Regions from separate parts of the Homo sapiens genome. Here regions 1, 3, 4, 5, 6 and 7 are each linked to region 2. The links are chromatin contacts, found by Hi-C or POLR2A ChIA-PET in ENCODE. All regions are on one chromosome and are shown on one strand. The core of a region is the stretch at or near the end of the contact, and the rest is flanking DNA. Distances in the headings are between cores, read along the strand shown.

What was found. A loop is a pair of places that touch in the nucleus more often than their neighbours do. ChIA-PET counts read pairs that join two places held with the same protein, here RNA polymerase II (POLR2A). Pooled maps may share reads with other maps.
Region 1: a pooled map shows a loop between it and region 2 (23-fold over the local background). The contact joins the promoter of LDLR-AS1 here to the promoter of TNPO2 in region 2. A Hi-C loop is called at or near these places in 7 of 50 pooled maps. POLR2A ChIA-PET finds 5 or more read pairs at or near these places in 2 of 52 experiments (RWPE1 and activated CD4-positive, alpha-beta T cell).
Region 3: a pooled map shows a loop between it and region 2 (22-fold over the local background). The contact joins the promoter of PRKCSH here to the promoter of TNPO2 in region 2. A Hi-C loop is called at or near these places in 2 of 37 single-sample maps with no recorded cell type and 9 of 50 pooled maps.
Region 4: a pooled map shows a loop between it and region 2 (4-fold over the local background). The contact joins the promoter of SWSAP1 here to the promoter of TNPO2 in region 2. A Hi-C loop is called at or near these places in 6 of 50 pooled maps.
Region 5: a loop to region 2 is called in a pooled map, with 5 times the contacts of the local background. The contact joins the promoter of ECSIT here to the promoter of TNPO2 in region 2. A Hi-C loop is called at or near these places in 6 of 50 pooled maps. POLR2A ChIA-PET finds 5 or more read pairs at or near these places in 2 of 52 experiments (CD8-positive, alpha-beta memory T cell and H1).
Region 6: a loop to region 2 is called in a pooled map, with 5 times the contacts of the local background. The contact joins the promoter of DCAF15 here to the promoter of TNPO2 in region 2. A Hi-C loop is called at or near these places in 1 of 50 pooled maps. POLR2A ChIA-PET finds 5 or more read pairs at or near these places in 2 of 52 experiments (HEK293 and activated CD4-positive, alpha-beta T cell).
Region 7: a pooled map shows a loop between it and region 2 (12-fold over the local background). The contact joins the promoter of TMED1 here to the promoter of TNPO2 in region 2. A Hi-C loop is called at or near these places in 1 of 168 maps with a recorded cell type or tissue (naive thymus-derived CD4-positive, alpha-beta T cell) and 7 of 50 pooled maps. POLR2A ChIA-PET finds 5 or more read pairs at or near these places in 1 of 52 experiments (activated naive CD4-positive, alpha-beta T cell).

The regions. Positions count from the first base shown.
Region 1 is chr19:11,087,974-11,091,212 of GRCh38, reverse strand. LDLR-AS1 (LDLR antisense RNA 1) reads left to right here and starts at 1,554. Exons shown (of 1, transcript NR_163945.1): 1 at 1,554-2,145. It overlaps LDLR (low density lipoprotein receptor), which reads right to left and starts at 1,750. Exons shown (of 18, transcript NM_000527.5): 1 at 1,598-1,750. The coding sequence starts at 1,664. RefSeq lists enhancers at 410-589, 307-900, 901-1,496 and a silencer at 660-919.
Region 2 is chr19:12,722,680-12,725,851 of GRCh38, reverse strand. It overlaps TNPO2 (transportin 2), which reads left to right and starts at 1,920. Exons shown (of 26, transcript NM_001382241.1): 1 at 1,920-2,083; 2 at 2,487-2,603. RefSeq lists enhancers at 1,533-2,149, 2,150-2,768, 2,821-2,970, 2,769-3,172.
Region 3 is chr19:11,433,985-11,437,473 of GRCh38, reverse strand. It overlaps PRKCSH (PRKCSH beta subunit of glucosidase II), which reads right to left and starts at 1,839. Exons shown (of 18, transcript NM_001289104.2): 1 at 1,768-1,839; 2 at 1,278-1,433; 3 at 969-1,085. The coding sequence starts at 1,356. It overlaps ODAD3 (outer dynein arm docking complex subunit 3), which reads left to right and starts at 2,353. Exons shown (of 13, transcript NM_145045.5): 1 at 2,353-2,701. The coding sequence starts at 2,458. RefSeq lists enhancers at 1,282-1,501, 1,752-2,161, 1,735-2,234.
Region 4 is chr19:11,372,791-11,376,334 of GRCh38, reverse strand. SWSAP1 (SWIM-type zinc finger 7 associated protein 1) reads right to left here and starts at 1,669. Exons shown (of 2, transcript NM_175871.4): 1 at 1,406-1,669; 2 at 166-822. The coding sequence starts at 1,654. The coding sequence ends at 319. RefSeq lists enhancers at 940-989, 1,010-1,089, 1,320-1,369, 1,590-1,659 and a silencer at 1,760-1,839.
Region 5 is chr19:11,526,938-11,530,574 of GRCh38, reverse strand. ECSIT (ECSIT signaling integrator) reads left to right here and starts at 1,441. Exons shown (of 8, transcript NM_016581.5): 1 at 1,441-1,513.
Region 6 is chr19:13,950,713-13,954,089 of GRCh38, reverse strand. DCAF15 (DDB1 and CUL4 associated factor 15) reads right to left here and starts at 1,581. Exons shown (of 13, transcript NM_138353.4): 1 at 1,446-1,581. The coding sequence starts at 1,577. It also overlaps a transcript of PODNL1 not described here. RefSeq lists a silencer at 1,359-1,498 and an enhancer at 2,159-2,208.
Region 7 is chr19:10,834,466-10,837,709 of GRCh38, reverse strand. TMED1 (transmembrane p24 trafficking protein 1) reads left to right here and starts at 1,498. Exons shown (of 4, transcript NM_006858.4): 1 at 1,498-1,701; 2 at 2,357-2,454; 3 at 2,593-2,776. The coding sequence starts at 1,519. It also overlaps a transcript of C19orf38 not described here. RefSeq lists enhancers at 1,224-1,323, 1,089-1,725, 2,363-3,000.

The DNA.
Region 1 (3,239 bases), core at 305-2,804, 1.6 Mb after region 2:
CTTGTGTTCATCAGGCAATCCCAATCCTTTTCTAGGCTAGGCTGGTTCTCAGGAGGGAAAGGGCCATGTAGCTGTTGTCTAGGGCGAGGCTGTCTCTCTGCAACTAATTTAAAGCCACCTAAAAAGCTCTAACTCAGGATCATGCACTAACCAGCCTCTTGTGGAAATCTAAAATCTAATCCATTTCACCCAGAGGAAAAATCGCCGCTTGGACAGCTGAACCGAAGCCATTCACAGCCTCTGAAGAAGCGAGGCCACCCCAGGGGGTCGGTCCCGGGGGATAGCTGCCCCACCGTGGCTGAAGATCTCGGCTGCAGACCAAGGAGGGGCGGGGAGATTCTGAGGCAACGTTTCAACCTCGTAAGGAACCGAGGCCTTGAGGGTGGCCGGGGGCCCCTCTGTGAACTTGATCGGGGCTGGTGGGGCGAGGGCGCCCCCCAGGACAAGGTGGGGACGGAGGTGTCGCCACAGAGCACAGCGGAAACCGGGGACTTCGCCAGGAGGGCCCAGGATAACGGAGGGCGACTCGTGTATGTCGCGGAGGCGGCTCCGGGGACCCGGGACTTGTCGTCGCCTTTGTGACAGGAACCGCGGAGGAACGCCAGGCCTCCCCTGCATCCGCCTCGCCCCGGACAAGGTGAGGCTCAGACTTCCGCGCCAGCCCCGCCCCGCTCGTACACAAGCCCCGTCCTCCCGACGCCCGCCTCCGCCTCCACCGCCTCACATTGGACAAGGGGAGTGGCTCGAGGGTGGCCTGTTGGACTACACCCAATGGAATTCGGGGGGCGGGCCAAAGGGGCGGGGGCAGGGGCGGGAGGGGGTGGCCCCCGTCCCGGAGCACGCGGCGGAATCCCGGGACTGCACCCAACTCAGGATGGCAGTGGCGCCCTGGGGTCGCGCAAAGCGGATCGGGACCCCTGAGCCCGCGGTGACCTCCAGGCTGGACATCCGGGTCTCCAGTCGCCCTCGCCCCCAGAAGGACTTAAGGCGGGGGTGGGAGTGATCCCTTGTTTTAGGACTGGAGGTCCCCACACCCAGCTCCGAGTTAGAAGAGAGGGTCCCGGCCGGGCGCGGTGGCTGACGCCTGTAATCCCAGCACTTTTGGGCAGATCACCTGAGGTCGGGGTTCGAGACCAGCCTGGCCAAAATGGTGAAAACCCGTCTCTACTAAAAATACAAAAATTAGGCGGGCGTGGTGGTTGGGCGCCTGTAATCCCAGCTATTCGGGAGGCTGAGAGAGGAGACTCGCTTAAACCCGGGAGGCGGAGGTTGCAGTGAGCTGAGATCGTGCCACTGCACTCCATCCTGGGCGACAGAGCTAGACTCCGTCTCAAAGAAGATGCGGTCCCTCACCCTGTGGAGACTTGGGGGACAGCGGTGCCCCGTTTCCCTTAAATCCCTCAGACTCCTCCCGACCCTCGCGCTCCCCTCAGCGCCCCCCTCCAGCGCCCCCTCCAGCCGTTTGGGAAGGACCCCGTGCCATTACCCCACAAGTCTCCCAGGGATGGAGTGATTATTTGTACCCAAAAAAATAAATTCCCAAGGGCCCCCCGGGGGCTCCCTCTCAACCTATTCTGGCGCCTGGAGCAAGCCTTACCTGCAGTCCCCGCCGCGGCGAGGAGCAAGGCGACGGTCCAGCGCAATTTCCAGCCCCAGGGCCCCATGCTCGCAGCCTCTGCCAGGCAGTGTCCCGACCCGGATCACGACCTGCTGTGTCCTAGCTGGAAACCCTGGCTTCCCGCGATTGCACTCGGGGCCCACGTCATTTACAGCATTTCAATGTGAGGTTTCTAGCAGGGGGAGGAGTTTGCAGTGGGGTGATTTTCAAATGTCTTCACCTCACTGCAAGAGGAGGAGTTTCGAACGGCCGATGTGACATCGGCTTTTTAACCCGTGAAGCTCTGATTCCCACTCCAGTCCTTCGAAAGTGTCGCCAGGGCAGGCGACTTGATTTGTTGTATTTGGGTCTCCGGTGAAGAGCTGACGCCCCCTCAAAATTGGAAACGCATCTTCTGAAAGATCCTCCTGAAATTTCTCGATGTTTAACTGTTAACATTTTGCTGTTGTTGTCCACAGAAGGATAACAACAGCCTTTCAAGATCCTCCAATAGCCTAATGCCATTGTCCTCTCTGCCTCAAAAGGAAAACACTAAAAATGTTGGGAACTTCCGCCACTTTCTATATTTGCCTTTTCCTTTCTAGGAATTGTGTATAGATTTTTAGCTTCCTTTCGTTGTATATTGTTTTTACATTGTTATTCCAAATCACCTAATAGACACTGATCAATCAGGAATTTAAATAAAATCTTCACAAAAGTACAGCCAAAAAAATATTTTTTGTTTTGTGGGATCCCGCCTTTGGCTGAGTATAAACATCTGAAAAATCAATTGTACGGATACCTGGAGTCTGGACGTAAATATTGATTTCTCCCCTTAGGAGAAGGAGTTGAACAAACAGAAGGGCGGTTTCCTCTCCCTCAAAGCAAAATCAAAACAAAACAGGGCTTTCACAGTTGAACTTGAACCCCTAAGCCACAGAGAGCTGGTGGAGACCAACTTTTAGAATTGAGTCTCTTTGGGGACTCATGGGGTTGCCAGAGGCCTCTTGCCAAAAAGGCACATGTGAGAAACTTGCCTGAACCCCACACAGGGCTGGGCAGTCTTGGCGGTTCCCCCAGGAATAAGCTGGATTTCTCTGGGATTTTGCAAACTGACTTTGGCAGGCAGTGCTAACCTCTCAGCAGGATTTTAGGGAAACCTAGGAGACCAGGCAGAAAAGGGACAAATTGAACTCTCAGAAGGACAAAAAAAAAGATTAATCAGGGAAAATAATTTTTTAATTATTTTTATTATAATTTTTTAAATAATTATTTATTATTTATTTATCATTATTTCCAGCTGTCACTCAGGCTGGACTGCAGTGGCGTGATCACAGCTCTCTGCAGCGTCAACCCTGGGCTCAAGGAATCCTCCCACCTCAGCCTCCTGAATAGCTAGGACCACAGGAGTGCACCACCATGCCCAACTAATTTTTAATTTTTTTTTATAGATGGGGTCTCACTATGTTGCCCAGGCTGGTCCCAAACTCCTAGCTTCACTCAATCCTCTTCCTCTTGCATCATGATGCCTCTCAAATTGCTGGCTTTACAGGCATGAGCCACTGTGCCCAACCCAGAAGAAGAAATTGATGATAAGAATTTTTGGCAGTTAAGACTCAGTTTCAGAATTCGGCCTTGGACA
Region 2 (3,172 bases), core at 671-3,170:
CTGCCCTCGGCCTCCCAAAGTGCTGAGATTACAGGCATGAGCCACCACATCCGGTATTAATGAGATAACATTTGGAAACCACTTGACATGCAGTAGGTGCTTAAGAAATAGGAAAAAAGGCCAGGCATGGTGGCTCATGCCTGTAATACCAGCACTTGGGGAGGCCAAGGCAGGTGGATCACCTGAGGTCGGGAATTCGAGACCAGCCTGACCAACATGGAGAAACCCGGTCTCTACTAAAAATACAAAATTAGCAGGGCGTGGTAGCACATGCCTGTAATCCCAGCTACTCGCGAGGCTGAGGCAGGAGAATCACTTGAACCCGGGAGGCAGAGGTTGTGGTGAGCCGAAATTGCACCATTGCACTCCAGCCTGGGCAACAAGAGCAAAACTCCACCTCAAAATAAAAAAAAAAAAAAAAAAGGAAAAAAGGCCAGGCACGGTGGCTCACACCTGTAATCCCAGCACTTTTTGGGAGGCCAAGGCGGGCAGATCACAAGGTCAGGAGTTCAAGATCAGCCTCGCCAATATGGTGAAACCCTGTTTCTACTAAAAATACAAAAATTAGCTGGGTGTGGTGGCGGGTGCCTGTAGTCCCAGGTACTCGGGAGGCTGAGGCAGAATAGCTTGAATCCCGGAGGCGGAGGTTGCAATGAGCTGAGATCCCACCATTGCACTCCAGCCTGGGCGACAGGGCAAGACAGTGTCTCAAAAAAAAAAAAAAAAAAAAAAAAAAAAAAAAAAAAAGAAAGAAAGAAAGAAATAGGAAAACTGGGCCGGGCACAGTAATCCCAGCACTTTGGGAGGTCGAGGCAGGTGGATCACCTGAGGTCAGGAGTTCAAGACCAGCCTGGCCAACATGGCAAAACCCCATCTCTATTAAAAATGCAAAAAATTAGCCTGGCGTGGTGGCAGGCGCCTGTAATTCCAGCTACTCGGAAGGCTGAGGCAGGAGAATCGCTTGAATCCGGGGGCGGAGGTTGCAGTGAGCCGAGATTGAGCCATTGCACTTCAGCCGGGACAATGAGAGCAAGACACCATCTCAAAAAACAAAAAAACAAAAAAAGCCAGGCGCGGTGGCTCACGCCTGTAATCCCAACACTTTGGGAGGCCAAGGCAGGCAGATCATGAGGTCAAGAAATCAAGACCATCCTGGTCAACATTGTGAAACCCCATCTCTATTAAAAAAAATTAGCCGGGCGTGGTGGCGCATGCCTGTAATCCCAGCTACTCGGGAGGCTGAGGCAGGAGAATCGCTTGAACCCGGGAGGCGGAGGTTACAATGAGCTGAGATCGCGCCACTGCACTTCAGCCTTGTAACAGAGCGAGACTCCGTCTCAAAAACAAAACAAAACAAAACAAAGAAATAGAAAAACAAAAACAACAAAACAACAAAAACCCAAAACCTTGTCCTGATTCAACACTCAAATTCACCAGCTGGAGAGGAAGAAAAAATTCCGTGACCACACAAGGGCCAACAATGTGGACCACACATGCAGCAGGGGCTACTTTGTTCTGCCCCAAGGCTTGCGGAGGGCCGCTGAAAATTTGCCATATTATATGAAGGGGGTGAACCTTAACAAATTGTCTCCTGCATCCCAAACTCGCTCCCCATCTGATCTTTATCTGGGGCAGCCCCCAAATTTGACCAGAAAGCTCTTATCGTTCACACTCGCTCCAGGAACCCCCAAATCCAGCCCCAGCTCCCCAGTCTCACTCTTCTGCTCCCCATGCACCTCGGTTGGTCTAGAGACCCTCCTGCCAATTTGAGTCTCAGCCAAAACCCCAAAGCGCGGCGACCCTGGCGCATGGCAGGACGGGATTTGTAGTTCCAGGGCTTATCGGAGGGTGGGGGAGAGGGAGGCCTTTACGCATGCCTTGGTGGCGGCTTTCTGCACGTGTTTCTCAGCCCAGGTTTCAGTCCAGCGGAACTGGCTACCTCGGAATCCCAACTGCTCCTTTAGGGTGTCTTCCGCGATTCTCCGAGTGGAGTTAGGCGCCTGCCGACACTTCCCTAACCTTGGAGGCCCGGGACTTGATTTTCATGAATGAACGGAGCCGGGACTGACTTTGCCTACGGCAAGTGGGTTGAGATAGCTGTTCCCCTCCTTCAGGCAGGGGCAAAAATTGACCTCTGCCTCTCTCGAGGGTCAAAAAGTTCCTCAGGGCAGGGTGGGTTGTTCTTTGGGATTAGAGCTGGTGAATTCATTAAATATCGGCTTAGGGAGGGGCTGAATACAGTAAAAGAACAGCCTTGAGCCTTGGAGGGTAAAGCCACGTTTTTAAGGAACAATTCAGAGCTGGCCAGGTCATGCTTAACTTGGATGATCTCTAATCGCGCGAACTGCTCTTATACCCATTTGACAAGTGGGGAAACTGAGGCTTCAAGTGGCAGGAGGTCTCCCACTTTGTTATCGGCAGGGCAGGGAGGGGAAACCAAGACGCTACAGGGTCTCCAGCTTTTTACCATCTGCTCCTCTCTCAAGAGAAGGAAAAACGGTGCCCTACTGTCTTCAGACGTCGCAAGGATCAAGAAGATTTCTTTCTTCATGACCCTGCCCTTGCCAGAATTTCCTGCGCTGTTCCACCTCATTCAACTTCAGGTAGGGAAAGGGATTAGGCGTGGTTCAAAGTTTATTTTATTAGTTCATTTCGTTTTATTCAAAAATTTATATCCTTGTGGCTTTTTCATCTCCTTGTAAAAACTATCAAACAGTACTGGAAAATAATGCAAAAAGTGGCAGAGGCTTCTGTAGGAACCCGGCTTGTCTCAGGCACTTACTTTGTCCTGCTTTCTTTCCTTTGTCTCTGGGGTATAAAGAGCACGCTCAGCTCTTTCCTTGCGCACACACAGCGTACTCCTCCCAAGTACCTCTGGATGGGGGAAGGGAGGCACATTTCAATTTTTAGTGGAGGAAGGTGACAAGGAGGGTGCTGGCTCTGGCCGAGGGGTTCCTGGATCCATCACACACAAAGTCCCCACGCGCTACCAAACTCCTGGCTCCAGCTAAAGAGCTTGCGGTCAGGTCAGTGAAAGATGCTGGGAAAACGAGACACTGGGAGGACCGGCTGGCTAGAGAGGCCAAAGAAACGGCAACTCTTTGGTCACGTGACCGGACCTTGTCTCAGCCCGGGTTTCCCAAGTGCCAGGGCACGTGTGAAGGTTGAACCT
Region 3 (3,489 bases), core at 590-3,089, 1.3 Mb after region 2:
AGGCTGAGGCAGGAGAATCGCTTGAACCCGGGAGGTGGAGACTGCAGTGAGCCAAGATCATGCCACTGCACTCCAGCCTGGGCGATAAGAGTGAAACTCCATCTCAAAAAAAAAAATTAAAAACAAAACAAAACAAGGCCAGGTACGGTGGCTCACGCCTGTAATCCCAACACTTTGGGAGGCCGAGGCGGGTGGATCACAAGGTGACGAGATCGAGACCATCCTGGCTAACACAGTGAAACCCTGTATCTACTAAAAATACAAAAAAAAACTAGCTGGGCGTGGTGGTGGGTGCCTGTAGTCCCAGCTACTCAGGAGGCTGAGGCAGGAGAACGGTGTGAACCCGGGAGGCGGAGCTTGCAGTGAGCCGAGATGGCGCCACTGCACTCCAGCCTGGGAAACAGAGCAAGACTCCGTCTCAAAACAAAAACAAAACCAAAGACACGGTCTCATCCAGGCACGGTGGCTCACACCTGTAACCCCAGCACTTTGGGAGGCCAAGGCAGGAGGATGACTTGAGCCCAAGAGTTCCAGGCTGCAGTGAGCTACGATCATGCCACTGTACTCCAGCCTCAGCAACAAAGCAAGACCCTGTCTCTTCAAAACACACAAAAACAAAAAGCCAGGGTCTCCCTTCACCTCTGTCTCCTGCTGGATTGCTCTTGGCCCCACCCTGTCTCCCACTTCTAGGGGTTTGCCCGTGTTGACCCCTCCATCTGCAGCACCTTCGGGATTCAACTGAAACCTCACCTCCTTGGAGGAGCCTTCTCTGACCCCGAGGCTTGGGAGGAGGACGACTCTGGGCTCCTCCAGCTGCCCGGGGCCATAACACTGACCACTGACTTCTGAGCTTGTTTCTGCCCACTCAAAGGGGAGCCAGCAGAGGTAGTATCTTGGTCACACAGACAGGGCCTGGCACTGAGCAGTGTTCAATAAACATCTGATGGATGAACAGAGAAAAGGCTCACCTGGCTCGTCAGAGCCATCTTTGCAGTCGCAATAGTCATCGTTGACCTGATCAAATGGGATGGTGGCCGAACCGTCCAGGCAGGTGAAAGGCTTGGACTCATCGTAGAAGTGATGATCTGCGGGGTACAGGAAGCTCAGCCCAGGGCAGGTAAGCGCCTTCTCCACCAAATACCACCTCTGTCCTCCCATCCCCACCAGCGGAGCACTACCGGGAAACTGAGTCAAAAGGCTGTAAATGCCTATCCCTAAGGCCCAATGTTGGCCCCTCCCACCTCCAGCCTGGCGGGAGGGTGAACAGGAGGACTCACTGGTGAGGGAGACGCCCCGGGGCCTCTTGACCTCCACGGCCCAGCACATGGGTAGCAGCAGCAGCAGCGGCAACAGCATCTCACCAGACGCTCTGAGGCCCGAAACGGGTTCTGTGGGAGGAAGCCTACAGCGGGGAGATGCGCTGTGTCTTCACGCTGCAGGAAGAAAGCGGATCCCGGTCAGTGGGAGAGGGCTACTTCCAGCCAATTGGATTCCTCCATCGCTTCCAGGCAATGAGGCCTCACTTTGTTTCCGATATGGGGGCGAGGGGCAGCGATCTCCCCAATCCTGGCCAGTCTCACTTTGCTCAAATCAATGGCGAGGATCTCAAGATCTCAAAACCTCCGCTCCCTGTGCCCAATTGTGACCCAATTCCCGCCAACAGACCAAAGGGATTAACAGCCTCCGCCGTCCACACCCACACATGCACCCTCCGGTTGCCCCCTGTAAGAAACTGAGGTGCCCTCCCACCCGCTCGTTCACACCTACACGAGGCCGGAGCAAAGGTCAGTATCCACCGCACCCCTCTTGTCCAGCAGCCGCGGTTCCTGCTGCAGAAAGAAAGCGGAAATTTCTGGACCCCGTCACTTCCGGTCGTACGTTCCGCACCGGGAACGGAGACTCAGGGTCGCCATGTTGGGAGAGGCAGGAGTGGGGGCGGTGCCAGAGCCGAGACGGCCATCTTGGGCAGGACTGTGAAACCTTAGAGAGGATAGTTCTGAGGGCTAGCTCTTAATGGCGGCGCAGCGTACCTCCATCTTGGGAGTGGCGGCTTCTCAAGCCGGAAAGAAAGTTCCTGAAAAATGCCCGCGAACCCCCAGGGGCGGGATAAGGTTGGGGGAGGTAGGGAAACGGAATGAGCACGTGACCCCAAAGTGTCCAGACCCTCCGTCCTGCGGCGCGGCTCTACCCCGCCCACTGTTGGGACCGCCCCTCTATGCAGCCTCAGCCAATGAGAACGCAGTGTCAGCCACGGAACGCGGGTGATCTCCATGGAAACAGTGGAGAGAGACGGGGAGGCGGTTACCTGGCAACCGAGAGATGCGGAGCGCAACCACCTAGCGGTCGGAAAGTGCATTTTTCAGAGCCCTAGGAATCCGAGCTGACGGATCCCTGACAGGGGCGACTGACTCCTAGTTATCCCCCTAACCCCTAGGGGCCTTCAGCCCCAACCCCATCATGACATCTCCTCTGTGCAGGGCGGCCTCCGCCAACGCCCTGCCTCCTCAGGACCAGGCTTCGACGCCCTCTTCCAGGGTCAAGGGCAGGGAGGCTTCGGGCAAACCCAGCCACCTCCGAGGCAAGGGCACAGCCCAGGCGTGGACCCCAGGCCGTTCCAAGGGAGGATCCTTCCACAGAGGTGCAGGGAAGCCCTCTGTGCACTCTCAGGTGGCTGAGTTACATAAAAAGATACAACTGTTAGGTAAGATGGCTCCAGAGGGTACAGAGGGTCAGGGGTCAACAGTGCCCATCCAATCTTCATGGTGTGACAAAGGTATTTCTCCAGCATGAGTCTAGGTAAACCGTTTCTGGGCAAAAACTCATACTTAGTTCATGTTTTTCCTTCTCTGTCTCTTAAAACTTCTCATGGGTTCAGAACCGACTGAACTGTACTTCATACTTTCTTGTAATTTATTTTCTCTATTTTTTTTTTTTTTTTTGGCAGAATCTCACTCTGTTGCCAGGTGGGAGTGCAGTGGAACGATTTCGGCTCACTGCAACCTCCGCCTCCCGGGTTCAAGCGATTCTCCTGCCTCAGCCTCTTGAGTAGCTGGGACTACAGGCACACGCCACCACGCCTAACTAATTTTTGTATTTTTAGTACAGAGGGATTTCACCATATTGGCCAGGGTGGTCTCAATCTCTTGACCTCCCAAACTGCTGGGATTACAGGCGTGAGCCCGCCTCGGCCTCCCAAACTGCTGGGATTACAGGCGTGAGCCACTGCACCCGCGTTTTTTTTTGTTTTGTTTTTTGTTTTTTGAGACAGGGTCTTGCTCTGTCGCCTAGGCTGGAGAGCAGTGGCATGATCTCGGCTCACTGCAACCTCTGCCTCCAAGGTTCAAGCGATTCTCGAGCCTCAGCCTCCTGACTAGCTGGGACTATAGGTGCGTGCCACCACACCTAATTTTTATATTTTTAGTAGAGACTGGGTTTCACCATGTTGGCCAGGCTGGTCTCGAACTCCTGATCTCAAGTGATCCACGGCCT
Region 4 (3,544 bases), core at 420-2,919, 1.3 Mb after region 2:
TGATACAGGGTTTCATCATGTTGGGCAGGCTGGTCTCCAACTCCTGACCTCTGGTGATCTGACCGCCTCAGCCTCCCAAAGTGCTGGGATTACAGGCGTGAGCCACCACGCCTGGCCTGAAGCTCTTTTTATAAAGTTTAAAGCAATGAAACTATAAACAACATATTGATTGGGTAAAATATATACAAGATAATGCTATACTTTTAAAAGAGAAAAAGCACTTTACATTGTTTAGGTCTTTGGATCTGCATATGTCCCTGAGGTAAGTATTCCAGCCATGGGAAACTGAAGCACAGAGAGGTAGTCACCCACCAAAGCTCAGGGCTGGCCTCCAGAGCTTGAACCCTTGCCTGAGCTGGGGTCACCAGCCTGGGTGGGCCACGGAGCGATCATCATTTCTCCATCTGATCGGAAAGTCACCCACCACTCTGTTCTGGGGCCCAGCCCGCCTGGCTCCAGGCAGGCTCGGAGGCCGTGCTCTCCTGGACCTGGTGCATCTGGCTGCAGCCAGCACTGGGCAGGAAAATACCGCTGGAGCAGTGCCAGGTGCAGGACGTCCCCACTACCTGCTTCCTCCTGGGTCTGGAGGGCCACCATGAGCCCACAATCCCGGCCAGGCCCAAGCCGGTGGCTGAAGTGGGCAGCTGTGTCTAGAAGTAAGGCAATGAGGTAGGCGGCTTCCTGGGGCTCTGGGTCTTCCGCTAGGTACTCTTCTAGGCCGTCGAGCAGCAGAAGGGAGGGGGCTGGCCCCGGGGCCTCATGGGCAGAGCACAGGAGCCGGAAAAGCTCTCGGGTTGAGGGTGGGTACTGGAAGCGGATCTTCTAGAAGGAGAAACAGAAGGAAAGGGCCGGATTCAGCACAGGAAGCCAGACTCCTTAAAAGTAACCCTGCCTCCTTGCATACTTTCCTTGGTTCCAGGATGAACCAGTTCAGAGCTGTTAAATATTCTTATATTCGCCCGTTTTTCCAGCACTCATCACTGCCGAGTATTAGTTGAGGGCAAGCCATTTTTGCTTGTTTGTTTTTGGCCAAATCTCTAGCGCAATTTTTCCACGGAAAACCCTCCCCCAGCATTCTCGGTCTGACCCCATCCTTGACACTAACAGGAACCAACTCAGGTCCAGAATGGACCCAAGCTTAGCCCCGCCCCTTGATGGGCCGGACTTCAATCTCTGGGCACCGCCTCTTGCTAACACCGCCCATCATTGGATGGGCTCTCACTTCAATCTTAACTAAGCTCCGCGTGGTGCCACTCCTCACTCCGCCTGCCTGACTCCGCCCCATCGTGGCTGCCCTGGCTCGCTCTTCCACCGTCCTCTCCATTGGCTTGTCTACCTGTTACTCAATATCCCGGATCTACTCCACCATTGGCTAGAACGCCTCTGCTCCCACCCCCACGGTTACCTGGAGTCGCATTGGGTCTAGAGTCGTTCCGGTCCCGCGGGGCATGCTTTGAAGAGGCCTTCGTGTCAGGAAGAGGACTGGGCCTTGGCCCTCCCCCGCCGCCTCTAGGGCCGCAGCAAATAGCAGCGCTGTTTTTCCAGATCCTGGTGTACCGAGCAGCAGCAAAGGCGGTCCGGCGGCAGGCATGTTCTCCTCCCCGGACCAGGCCGCACCGCCCCTGGTTAGCACCCGCCTCAGCGTCTCCGCCATTCGCCGCGTAGCTCTGACCAATCGGTGGCTCGTTCCCAGCCTTAGTCCCGCCCAAGCCGTGGCCGCATCGGTACAGTTCACTTAGTTTCTCTATTGGTCTAGGAATCTGTCCATCAAAACTCGATTCCTCAGGTGAATGGGCAAATGGTTAGAACCTATGCGGAGGAATGGGTGCATTCGAGGGAAATAAGACCCTTCCCTGAGGGAGGCTGCTGGGGGAACCAGCACGAATACTATTATTGTCAGCTAATCAGACAAATATAAGGGTTGAAAGTTGGAGGAGTAGACCAGAATGAGTGACATATTATTTAAAGGCTCCTAGCCTCAGTTTGCCCTGCTGTAAAATGGGGCTTATGATATCTCAGAGGAGTATTGTGATCGGCATGTATTTGTGTGTGGTTTTGCTGATGTCATCCAATGACAACTGAGAGTTTTGGAGAGGGGGATGAGCTGTGTGCTTGTCTTTCTGTGCACCTGAGTATGGGCCGGAGTGTGTGTCTGGGGACACAGGCTCGTGGACAAAACATCAACGGCCATCCCCGAAAGTCTGTGAGATGAAGCCTCTCAACTTACTTCCTCACTGGCTAAGGGGTTCTGTGGGGCCGCCTTTGTGGTACGGGGGGAAGGCAGGACCGCAGGACAAAGAAGGAAGCAGGAGAGATAAAGAGACAGGAGCTGGAAGACTGAAGGAGAGATACAGCAGGGACATTGTCTTGTTCACTTCTGTTCTCCAGTACCGAGAATAGCACCTAGCACATTTGTAGGTTCTCAAATACGTGCTCGTTAAGACAATGAAGGAAGGGAGGTGGGATTGATGAGAAACAGGGAGAAAGGGAGGAACAAAGTGAATGATCGTGATCCCTGGCTGGATCTTCTCACCCAGACTTCGCCCCAGAGCTGCCACTCACGCCTGTGTTGCCCTGGCAACCTTGTCTCCTGGTAACTCCAAAGTGGTGCCGTTGCCTGGAGACCCAGGGGCAGGGAGAAAGTGAGATTTCCTGGGCTTTCTCTCTCCCTCTGGGACCAGAAAACAGCTCCACGACATCCCCCAACACACCCACTCACACAGCTGGGCTCACTCACACCCCTCTACACACACACACACACACACACACACACCATGGCATCTCTGAATATATTCTACTTTCAGAATCCCCATCATCCACATGCTCCAACCTTGCCCTATCCTGACACAAAGCATCCCATACAAACTCTGTCCCACATTCATCCCCCACACCCTTTCTCTTGCAAAACACGCAACTATGACATTGCCACTACACACACAGACACACACAGTGAAGCACACCGATACACTGCGCTGTCAAACACGCCACCTCAGCCCCCATCCCCCAGCAGATATACAACGCATGATTCACCTCACATTTCAACACTCCAAATGCACATACAGGCCAGGTGTGGTGGCTTATGTCTGTAGTCCCAGTGCTTTGGGAGGCCAAGGCAAGAGGATTGCCTGAGGCCAAGAGTTCAAGACCAGCCTGGGCAATGTAGGGAGACCCCCATCTCTACAAAATACTTCAAAATTAGCCAGGTGTTGGCCGGGCGCGGTGGCTCACGCCTGTAATCCCAGCACTTTGGGAGGCCGAGGTGGGCAGATCACAAGGTCAGGAGATCAAGACCATCCTGGCTAACACGGTGAAACCCAGCCTCTACTAAAAATAGAAAAAAAAATTAGCCAGGCATGGTGGCAGGCGCCTGTAGTCTCAGCTGCTTGGGAGGCTGAGGCAGAAGAATGGCGTGAACCCGGGAGATGGAGCTTGCAGTGAGCCGAGATCGCGCCACTGCACTCCAGCCTGGGCGACAGAGCGAGACTCTGTCTCAAAAAAAAAAAAAAAAATTTAGCCAGGTGTGGTGGCGTGCACCTGTAGTCCC
Region 5 (3,637 bases), core at 192-2,691, 1.2 Mb after region 2:
GATGTCCTGCGGCTGCGCAGAGTCCTTGAGGCATCCTAAGGGTAGGTTCTTGCATCCTAGTCTCCATGCCAGCTCACTGCGCCACAGAGGCTGAGGGACTGCAGAAATGGGCTTATGAGGGCAGATAGCCTTCCTTCCCGGGGGACACTGTTATTGCCAATAGCCCATTTTATGTGCTTATCCACCTTAGTTATTAACAGCCTAAATCTGGTGCTTTCTGGGGGAGACCAGGAGCCCCCATTACTCAATCTCACCTCGTTTTATCCCATTTCCTCCAAAGACTCCACTCCGACCACACAGAGTCTTTGCTGTTGTTCCCAGTGCCAAAAGCGTTCCCCAGATATCCAGATGGCTCACTCACTTCCTCCGGCCTTTACTCAAAGGACACCTCACTGAGGCCTTCCTATTTATTTATTTACTGAGACGGAGTCTCACTCTGTCGCCCAGGCTGGAGTGCAGTGGTGCTATATCGGCTCGCTGCAACCTCCACCTCCTGGGTTCAAGCAATTCTCGTGCCTCAGCCTCCCGAGTAGCTGGGATCACAGGAGCACGCCACCACGCCCCACTAATTTTTATTTATTTATTTATTTTTTGAGACAGAGTCTCGCTCTGTTGCTGAGGCTGGAGTGCAGTGGTGTTATCCTGGCTCACTGCAACCTCCGTCTCCCGGGTTCAAGCGATTCTCCTGCCTCAACCTCCCGAGAAGCTGGGATTACAGGCACCCACCACCATGCCCTGCTAACTTTGTATTTTTAGTAGAGACGGGGTTTCATCATGTTGGCCAGGCTGGTCTCGAACTCCTGACCTCAGGTGATCCGCAGGCCTCGGCCTCCCAAAGTGTTGGGATTACAGGCGTGAGCCACCGCGCCCTGCCCTATTTATTTATTATTACTATTTTTAGAAACAGGGTCTCACTCTGTTGCCCAGGCTGGAGTGCAGGGGTGCAATCATGGCTCGCTGTAGCCTCGACCTCCAGGGCTCAAGCGATCCTCCCGTTTCAGCCTCCCGAATAGCTGGGACTATGAGCATGCGCCATCATGCCCAGTTAATTTTTAAATTTTTTGTAGATAAGGGGGTCTCGCTATGTTGCCCAGGCTGGTCTCGAACTTCTGGCCTCCCAAAGTGCTGGGATTACAGGCATGAGCCACCGTACCGGCCCCCTTTCACTTTTTGTTTTTTTTTAATTCATTTTCTCATTTCAGCCGCTGGGGCCTGCGACTGGATTCATAGACTATGACTCCCAAGTCCAGCCTCCCGGGCCATTTCAAGGTTCCCAGGTCTGGAGTGCGTCTTGCCTCATTAGAGGCTGGGCCTGGCTCGTTATGAGGCGGGTCCCAGATCCTTCCGCCTTCCTATTGGCCCACCTCGCGTTGTGGGCGGGACCTATTACACCAGCTTTCTTGATTTGCTACCTCCCTGGAGCTCCCTGACCCGGACGCTCTCTGGGCCAATATGGCAGCGCCCAGCAACAAGACAGAGCTGGCCTGGAGTCCGCGGCTGGCCGCGTGAGTAGGTAGGTCGCGCGCGGGTAGGCGAACGCGAACTGCTGGGCTGCAGGCGGGCCCTTCAGGACCCGGCAGCGCGAGAGGGCAGCCCTGGAGGGACCCAGCTGCAGGGCCAGGGCGCCATGACCTTTCGTAGTGGGGGCGGGGACGCGCTGGGAAAGGCCGCCTGTCTTGTGCCAGCCGCCTCACGCCCCCAGTCTCCCATTTTGCAGATGACCTCGCGAGAGGTCACGCCGCAAGTCGGCAACCGGGCAGGATTTGGAATCCGCGTCTGCCTTTTTCCCCCAAGAGACCCAGAATCCTGGCAGCCGGTTTCAAAGCTGTTGTACGTACACCATACCTCGGGGTTCAGATTTATAGGTGTTTTTTTGAAATTGAGGCTTGTTTCCGTTCAGTTGTTACTCGTTAGGCATCTGTCATATACCAGGCACTGTCCTTGGTGCTGGAGACACAGCAATGAGGAAGATAGATAAAAATCTCTCATCTCCTGGGGGAACCAGACTTTGAACAAATTAGAAATAAACGAAACAGGTGATTTCAGATACTGATAAGTTACTAAAAATGCGTTAATGGTGTCGGGAATTTCGCTTGAGCCCAGGAGTTTCGAGACCAGCCTTGGCAACATAGCAAGACCCTGTTCTCTACAAAAAATTATCTGGGCGTAGTGGTGCACGCCTGTAGTCCTAGCTACTCGGGAAGCTGAGGTGGGAGGATTGCTTGAGCCCAGGAGGTTGAGGCTGTAGTGAGCCGTGATTGTGCCACTGCACCCCAGCCTGGGCAACAGAGCAGGACCCTGTCTCCGAAACAAAAATTAATAGGGTGATGAGGGCTTTTAGAATGTGGGGAATGGGAGATGGTCAAAGAAGACCTTTCATTGAAATGACCAGAGACAGCTGTGGGCAGATCTGGAGGAAGAAAGCTCTAGACAGAGAGAAAAGCAAGTACAAAGGTTCTGAGATGGGATAAACTTAGTTTCTTTCAGAAACAGTGTAGCTGAAGCTGCCAGTGGTAGGAGTTGAGTTTAGAGGGGTAGACCCTATCTGATTTTATTTATTTATTTTTATTTTTTAGAGACAGGATCTCACTTGTTCGTCAAGCCTGGAGTGCAGTGGTGCAGTGCACTCCATAGCTCACTGCAGCCTCAAACTCCATGGCTCAAGTGATTCTCCTGCCTCAGCTTTCCCAGTAGCTGGAACTACAGGTGCACACCACCAGGTCCAGCTAATTTTTTAAAATAATTTTTGTAAAGATCGTGTCCTGCTATGTTGTCCAGGCTGGTCTTGAACTCCTGGGCTCAAGCGATCCTCCCCACTTGGACTTCCAAAGCACTAGGATTATAGGCATGAGCCACTGCTCCCTGGCTATTTATTTATTTTTAGAGACAGGATCTCAGTATGTTGCCCAGGCTAGAGTGCAGTGGCTATTCACAAGTGCAGTCATGGTTCACTGCAACCTCTAACTACTGACCTTAAAGGATCCTCCAGCCTCAGTCTCCTGAGTACCTGAGATGACAGGCATTCACCACCATGCCTGGATAATTCTTAATTTTTTTGTAGAGATGGGGTCTCTCTATGTTGCCCAGGCTGGTCTTGAATCCCTGGGCTCAAGTGATCCTCCTACCTTGGTCTCCCAAAGTGTTGGGATTACAGGCATGAGCCAGTGTGCCCAGTCTCTGATTTTAAGTGTGATATGCCGTTAGCGATTTTAGGCAGAAATCACTAATTTTAGTTGATTTATTTATTTATTTAGCGATGGAATCTCGCTCTGTCGCCCAGACTGGGGTGCAGTGGCACAATCTTGGCTCATTGCAACCTCCACCTCCCAGGTTCAAGTGATTCTCCTGCCTCAGGCTCCCGAATAGCTGGGATTACAGGTGCCTGCCACCACACCTGGCTAATTTTTGTATTTTTAGTACAGACGGGCTTTCACCATCTCGGCCAGGCTGGTCTTGAACTGACCTTGTGATCCACCTGCTTCAGCCTCCCAAAGTGCTGGGATTACAGGCGTGAGCCACAGCGCCTGGCCTAATTTTAGTTTAAAAGCTCCCTCTGGCTGGGTGTGGTGGCTCACACCTGTAATCCTAGCACTTTGGGAGGCCAAGATGGGTGGATTGCTTGAACTCAGGAGTTCGA
Region 6 (3,377 bases), core at 332-2,831, 1.2 Mb before region 2:
GCCTCAGGTCCCTCTTGACTGAGCCCAGCGTCACCGCCCCCAAGAAAGTTCCCCAATCACCCTGTCCCACGCTGGGCCACCTGCTTCCCTCCCTGAAGGCTGTCCCTAAGCTGTGGGTATTTATCCTACTAAGGAGGCTGGGACAGAGTCCTGACCTGCACCCATCTGTTCCCAACCCACCAGCCTTCAAACAAGGGGGCTCCTCCTCCCCGGGGCAGCTCTGGCCTCTGCTGGGGGCCAGTCGAGGCAGATAGAAGGGTGAGCCTAACCAATGACCCAACGCCCCCTTCCCAATTAACTACCGCCTTCCAACGGAATCCAAGGGAATCCCTCATCCCCAAAACTTCACCGCGGAAGGATCTGCGGGGACTGACAGGCAGAAGCCAGGCACAGGGATATCCGAACAGCCTCAGTCTTGCTACCCAACTCTGCCTTCAAGACATTCCAATCTGATGGGAAGAGTCCTGTCTGGGAAGCTCCCTGTCTGATGGGAGACAGCCCTGTCCACATGGAGGTCTCAGTCTGACGGAGGAAACAGCCTGGCCAGCCAGGCCCAGGCCGACAGGGGAGACACAGTCCCTGCCCAAGGAGCTTCCAAGCTAAGGGCGGAACCACAGCCAAGCCCAGGGAGCTCCCAGGCTAAGGGCGGAGACTGTCCCAGCCCAGGGAGCTCCCAGTCAAAAGGGGGAGACACAGCACTGCCCTTACAAAGCTACCAGCCTCACGGAGAAGGCGCAGTCCCTGTCCACAGAGACACAGCCTTGCCCCAGTTACTGCCCACCTGCAAGAGATCCACATTTCTGCCCTCCAGAGCTCCCAAACTGATGGGGGAGAGAGACATCATCCCCCAGCTCTGGGAGTTTCCAGTCTGATGGAGGAGACAGAGCCTGCTTCGGTAACTCTCACTCTGCGGGGGAAGACTCAGCCCTATCCAGGGAGCTCCCACACTTTCAATGGGGAGGCCCACCCAGGTACTGGAACTCCCAGCTCATGTGTGGTCGGGGCTTGGGCAGGGAGAGGAACATCAGGCGGAGGAAGCCCAAAGCCAGCGGCAGGGGCTCTGCAAAGGGGGCGGGAAGGTTCCATTATGGAGCAACCATGGGAGCAGAGCTTTGAAAAGCCTGGATCGCCCCCTTCCTCCTGATTCTCCCTGCGGCCTCTGGGGTCGCCTCCCTCCGAGCCCCCTCCCTGGGGCCCCGCCCCCAACCCCCTCCATCCCAGCCCCTTTGCCGGTCACCCGACACAACCACCTGCATCCAGGCCCCCAACTGAGCCCCCTCCATCCAAGCCATCTCCCCCGGGCCCCGCCCAGGCCCTGCATCCGAGCCCCCTCCCCTGGGGCCCCGCCCCCAACCCCTCACCCCGCGAACGCCCTCCTCCCTCCGCCTCCCTCGTCCCTACTCCCCACCCTCCGGCGCGCTCCCCACTCCGGCTCCAGGCCTCACCTTGACCCGCTCCAGCTGCTTGAGGACGTGCTCCCGCCGCCGCCCTGCTGCCCGCTTCCCTCCGGCTCCCCCGGGGCCGCCGCCGCCGCTCCCAGCCCCGCTGTTCCGCTCCGATTTCGAGCTGGGCGCCATTTTCACCCCCTCCCTCCACTTCCGGAGCAACCGGCCCCTTCGCCCCACCCCTGCCGCCTCCTCATTGGTCCTTTTTCGGGACAGCGGCCCGCCGGTTGGGCGAAAGCCCGCACTCGCGCTATGCCTGTCCATCAAAGCCATCTCGACTCTTGATTGGTAGCGACAGTAACAGCCCCCGCGGCCCGTTGCCGTATTCCCGCCCCGCCTTAAGGACGTACCACTCGGAGGTCCCGTTTGTTCGCCCTGCCCAGATAACTTTGATCTGATAGGTGAATATCTCTGTCTGTCTCAACGGCGTCACGCCCCCTGTGGCTGGCGGGTTTCCATGGAGACCACAGGCGGTCCAGGCCCTTGGGCGGGGCGACGGGAGCCTGTGGTCCACCAAGGCTCGAGAATCCTCAGCCCCGGGCTGCCCGCGCCCGGTCCAGGTGGGCAAAGGCCTGACGAGCATACTTGGGCGGCAGAGCCAGGCCGAGGAAAGAGATTTACAAAAAAGGAAAAAACGATGGGATTCGATGAAAGCTTGTTTCCGATGGGCGGGTTGGTGGGATGATGGTGGTGATAATGATAGCATCAATCATGGATCGCTCCACATGTGACAGACACGGTTCTGAGCTTAAACAGTTCGATGTGGCAGGGCCCTGTTGTGCCAATTATGCAGATCATAGCAATAAAAATAATTGTTGAAGGTCCGCTCCGTGCATCATATTCGTATACATTACCTCATTTATTTTATTTTTTTAGACAGAGTCTCACTTTGTCACCCAGGCTGGAGTGCAGTGGCGTGATCACGGTTCACTGCAGCCTCGACCCCGGGCTCAGATGATCCTCTCACCTCAGCCTCTCATGTAGCTAGGACTACAGGCGTGCGCCACCACGCCTGCCTAATTTTTTGTATTTTTAGTAGAGACGAGGTTTCACTATGTTGGCCAGGCTGGTTGCGAACTCCTGACCTCAGGTGATCCGCCCGCCTAGGCCTCCCAAAGTGCTGGAATTACGGGCATAAGCCACCGCGCCCGGCCTAATTTTTTGTATTTTTTGTAGGGACGGAGTTTCACCAAGTTGTCCAGGCTGGTCTCCAACACCTGGGCTCAAGTGATCCTCCCACCTCTGCTTCCCAAAGTGTTGGGAGGACAGGTGTGAGCCCCCACCCCTGGCCAGCCCATTTAATCCTCTGAACAATCTAGAAGATAGTTTTTTTTTATTGTCTTCATTAAAAAAATTTTTTTTGTAGAGATGGGGTCTCACTATGTTGCCCAGGCTGCTCGAAAACTCCTGACCTCAAGGGATCATCCCGTCTTGGCCTCCCAAAGTGCTGGGATTACAGGCATAAACCACTGTGCCCAGCTGATTTCAAGGGTTTTAGGAGTTATGTACTAGAAAACCTAAGACCAAAATATGGTTTTTTAAAAATATATCACAACACAATATCACAACATATCTTTTTTTTTTTTTTTTTTTTTGAGATGGAGTTTTGCTCTTGTTGCCCAGGCTGGAGTGCAATGGCACAATCTCAACTCACTGCACCCTTCACCTCCCGGGTTCAAGCAAACGATTCTCCTGCCTCAGCCTCCCAAGTAGCTGGGATTACAGGCATGTGCCACCATGCCCGGCTAATCTTTGTATTTTTAGTAGAGACAGGGTTTCACTATGTTGGCTAGGCTGGTCTCAAACTCCTGACCTCAAGTGATCCACCCACCTCACCCTCCCAAAGTGCTGAGATTACAGGCGTGAGCCACTGCGCCCGGCCATCACAATGTATCTTTAGCCAAAGGTTCCCCTGCTTCTTGCATACCCTAC
Region 7 (3,244 bases), core at 249-2,748, 1.9 Mb after region 2:
TGGTGAAACCCCCTCTCTACTAAAAATACAAAAAATTAGCCAGGTGTGGTGGCACGTGCCTGTAGTCTCAGCTACTCGGAAGGCTGAGGCAGGAGGATCGCTGGAACCCCAGGAGACGGAGGTTGCAGTGAGTCGAGATCGCGCCACTGCACTCTAGCCTGGGCAACAGAGGGAGACTCTGTCTCAAAAAAAAAAAAAAAAAAAAAGGAAAAAAAAATTAAAAAAAAAAAGAAAAAAAAGAAAAGGAGTCACCCGTTCTCCACTGTTACTTCAAATTGTCCAAGCAGTGAGTGTAAATGATAGAAAAAGTTGGAGTGAAAAGGAATACCAAACTGATATTACAAAGAGCTACTTCCCCAAATTCTCCAAATGCAGGAAAGTGCTGACAACAGCCAGCTGTATTTGAGGGATCTTTGTCATCACCTGCCAACCTTTTCCGGGTTTATCTTTGAAGACTAAACATCTCCCTGTACACAGTTTATGTTTAGACGGGAACCAAATAACAGATTATTATTTACTGAGGGCCTGTGATGTCCCACGCACTGCGGAAGCAAGCACTCAACAAGCATTTCACGTATCCTAAAGACAGCCCAGTAGCGTAGGCCTATTATCCCCATTTTGCAGAAGAGGAAACTGAGGCTCAACAGAGGGAATGCCTCAAGTAATGGGTGGGGCAGGAGCTGAACCAGGCAACGTGGCTCCCAGTCCCACACTGTCCTTATCTCTTCCTACCTGGGCTGTCGTTTTTCTGACCCGAGGCTACTGTAATGGCTCTATTTACCTGCTGGCCCTTGAGTCTGAGACCCTTGGGGTGCATGGTGGGGCCACGCCCCTCCACTGTCTATAAGCCAGGAAAGCTGAGCACTCAATATGAACCAAGCCTCATCTCAATTCTCACAGCCGCACTACAGGGTGGTCGTTCCATCACTCCCGACTTACGAGGAAACTGATACGCTGATGCCTCTAAGGCGCAAAAGGCGTCGAACCTGGACCACGCTCACAGAGCAAGCAAAACACGACGCCACAGGTATCTCCGCCCCGCCCCAGCCCTTTTATAGGCGAGCCCTACGGGTCGCGTACAGGGCCACGCCTAGACGCTATTTTTGGGTCCACTCCACCACGTCGGTCCCGCCAAAGGTTGTCACGCGCGGCGCACTCTGGGAAAACCACGTGGAGGTGACTAAAAAGGACCCTGCCGCCTGTAACTTTAGTTGTCTTAGCTACTGCCTACAAAAGATGCGCCATCATGGCACTTATTTTTGTAATTTTCCTCCACCAGCGGCCGAGAAGAGAGCCGAAGCCTTTGAGAAAAATATTCCCAGACGGTTGAGTGTTTCTGGGCACATCAGGCATTCATTCGGGCCGCCTGCCCTCTAGTGGGGGGGTCCTTCACTCCTGGCACCTCTGGTTACGGACAACATACAGAAGCCACTGCCAATGAGCTCCGCCGAGTAGCACCGGGGCAGGGCTAGCGCTTAAAGGAGCCGCGACCCCTTTGCAGACCAGAGGGTGACCCGGATGATGGCGGCCGGCGCGGCCCTAGCCCTGGCCTTGTGGCTACTAATGCCACCAGTGGAGGTGGGAGGGGCGGGGCCCCCGCCAATCCAGGACGGTGAGTTCACGTTCCTGTTGCCGGCGGGGAGGAAGCAGTGTTTCTACCAGTCCGCGCCGGCCAACGCAAGCCTCGAGACCGAATACCAGGTAGAGGGTCGCGGGCTGGGCGGCCAGCAGAGTCAGGGAGAGGGGGCGTGGCCAAGCGGTCGAGGCGAGGCGCGCTTTAGGAGGAAGGGGGAGGAATCCGTGCTTGGGAGCGCGGGGGCGGAGCTAGAAAGAGATGGACAGATGGGGCGGGGACGGTGTGTGGGAGCGGAAGGGGAGGGAGTAATGAAGCAGGCGGGGCTAGAGTAAGAGATCCAGAGGGGGCGGGGCCATCGATAAGTATAGGGAGCCTCTGAGAGGACAGGACTCTGGCTGGTGGGCGTGGCGATAGTGCTGATAGGTCAACTGCGGGGGCGTTGCCCACACAGGCCTTTCTCGGGGGTTAGACTAAGGAAAAAGGCTGGGCCTATCCTCTTTCGGAGGCGGAGCCAACCAGGGGCGTGGTCAGGTAAACGTCCATTAAGTACTTTTGGTAGGTGCGTGGTCAGCTGAAAGTATGGACCCCAAGCTGTCATATCAATGAGGGTGGAGGCAAGGGGCGCAGCCACTGGGACAGGTTGGGGCGGGTGTGGGTGTGCCGCCGTTCAGGTAAGCCCTTGGTGGTCTGTATTGATCAGTGTTGGTTCAGCCGTAGCCCTCTTCGGCAGGCGCCCTTGGCCTACCGCTAGCCCTCCACCCGCTCTTACCTGCCCCCCAGGTGATCGGAGGTGCTGGACTGGACGTGGACTTCACGCTGGAGAGCCCTCAGGGCGTGCTGTTGGTCAGCGAGTCCCGCAAGGCTGATGGGGTACACACGTGAGTTCAGTCTTGATGCCTGCCTGGGTTCAGTTACAGCCCTGCCCTTCCCAGGCGGCCTCAGGTTACCGCCCTGACTGCCCCGCTGAGTCGGCTGGCTGGCCACCCTGGGTCATGTCTGTGTGTCTGTCTGCCCAGGGTGGAGCCAACGGAGGCCGGGGACTACAAGCTGTGCTTTGACAACTCCTTCAGCACCATCTCCGAGAAGCTGGTGTTCTTTGAACTGATCTTTGACAGCCTCCAGGATGACGAGGAGGTCGAAGGATGGGCAGAGGCTGTGGAGCCCGAGGAGATGCTGGATGTTAAAATGGAGGACATCAAGGTGTGTCCAGGCTGCGCTGGGGCCACTCCTTCCAGATCTCTAGGATTCACCTGGGGTGCCCCCCTTGGGCTGACCCAGCCTCCCCTCCGTAGTTGTGCCCTCCAACTGAATTATAGTAAGAGTAGCAGCTCTTAAAATAAGTAGTTCATTTCAGGCCGGGCACGGTGGCTCACGCCTGTAATCCCAGCACTTTGGGAGGCTGAGGCGGGTGGATCACCTGAGGTCAGGAGTTTTGAGACCAGCCTGGCCAACATGGTGAAACCCCGTCTCTACTAAAAATACAAAAATTAGCCGGGTGTGGTGGCGGGCGTCTGTAATCCCAGCTACTCAGGAGGCTGAGGCCAGAGAATGACTTGAACCCAGGAGGTGGAAGTTGAACCTGGGAGGCAGAGGTTGCAGTGAGCCGAGATCGCACCATTGCACTCCAGCCTGGGCAATAAGAGCAAAACTCCGTCTCAAAAAAAAAAA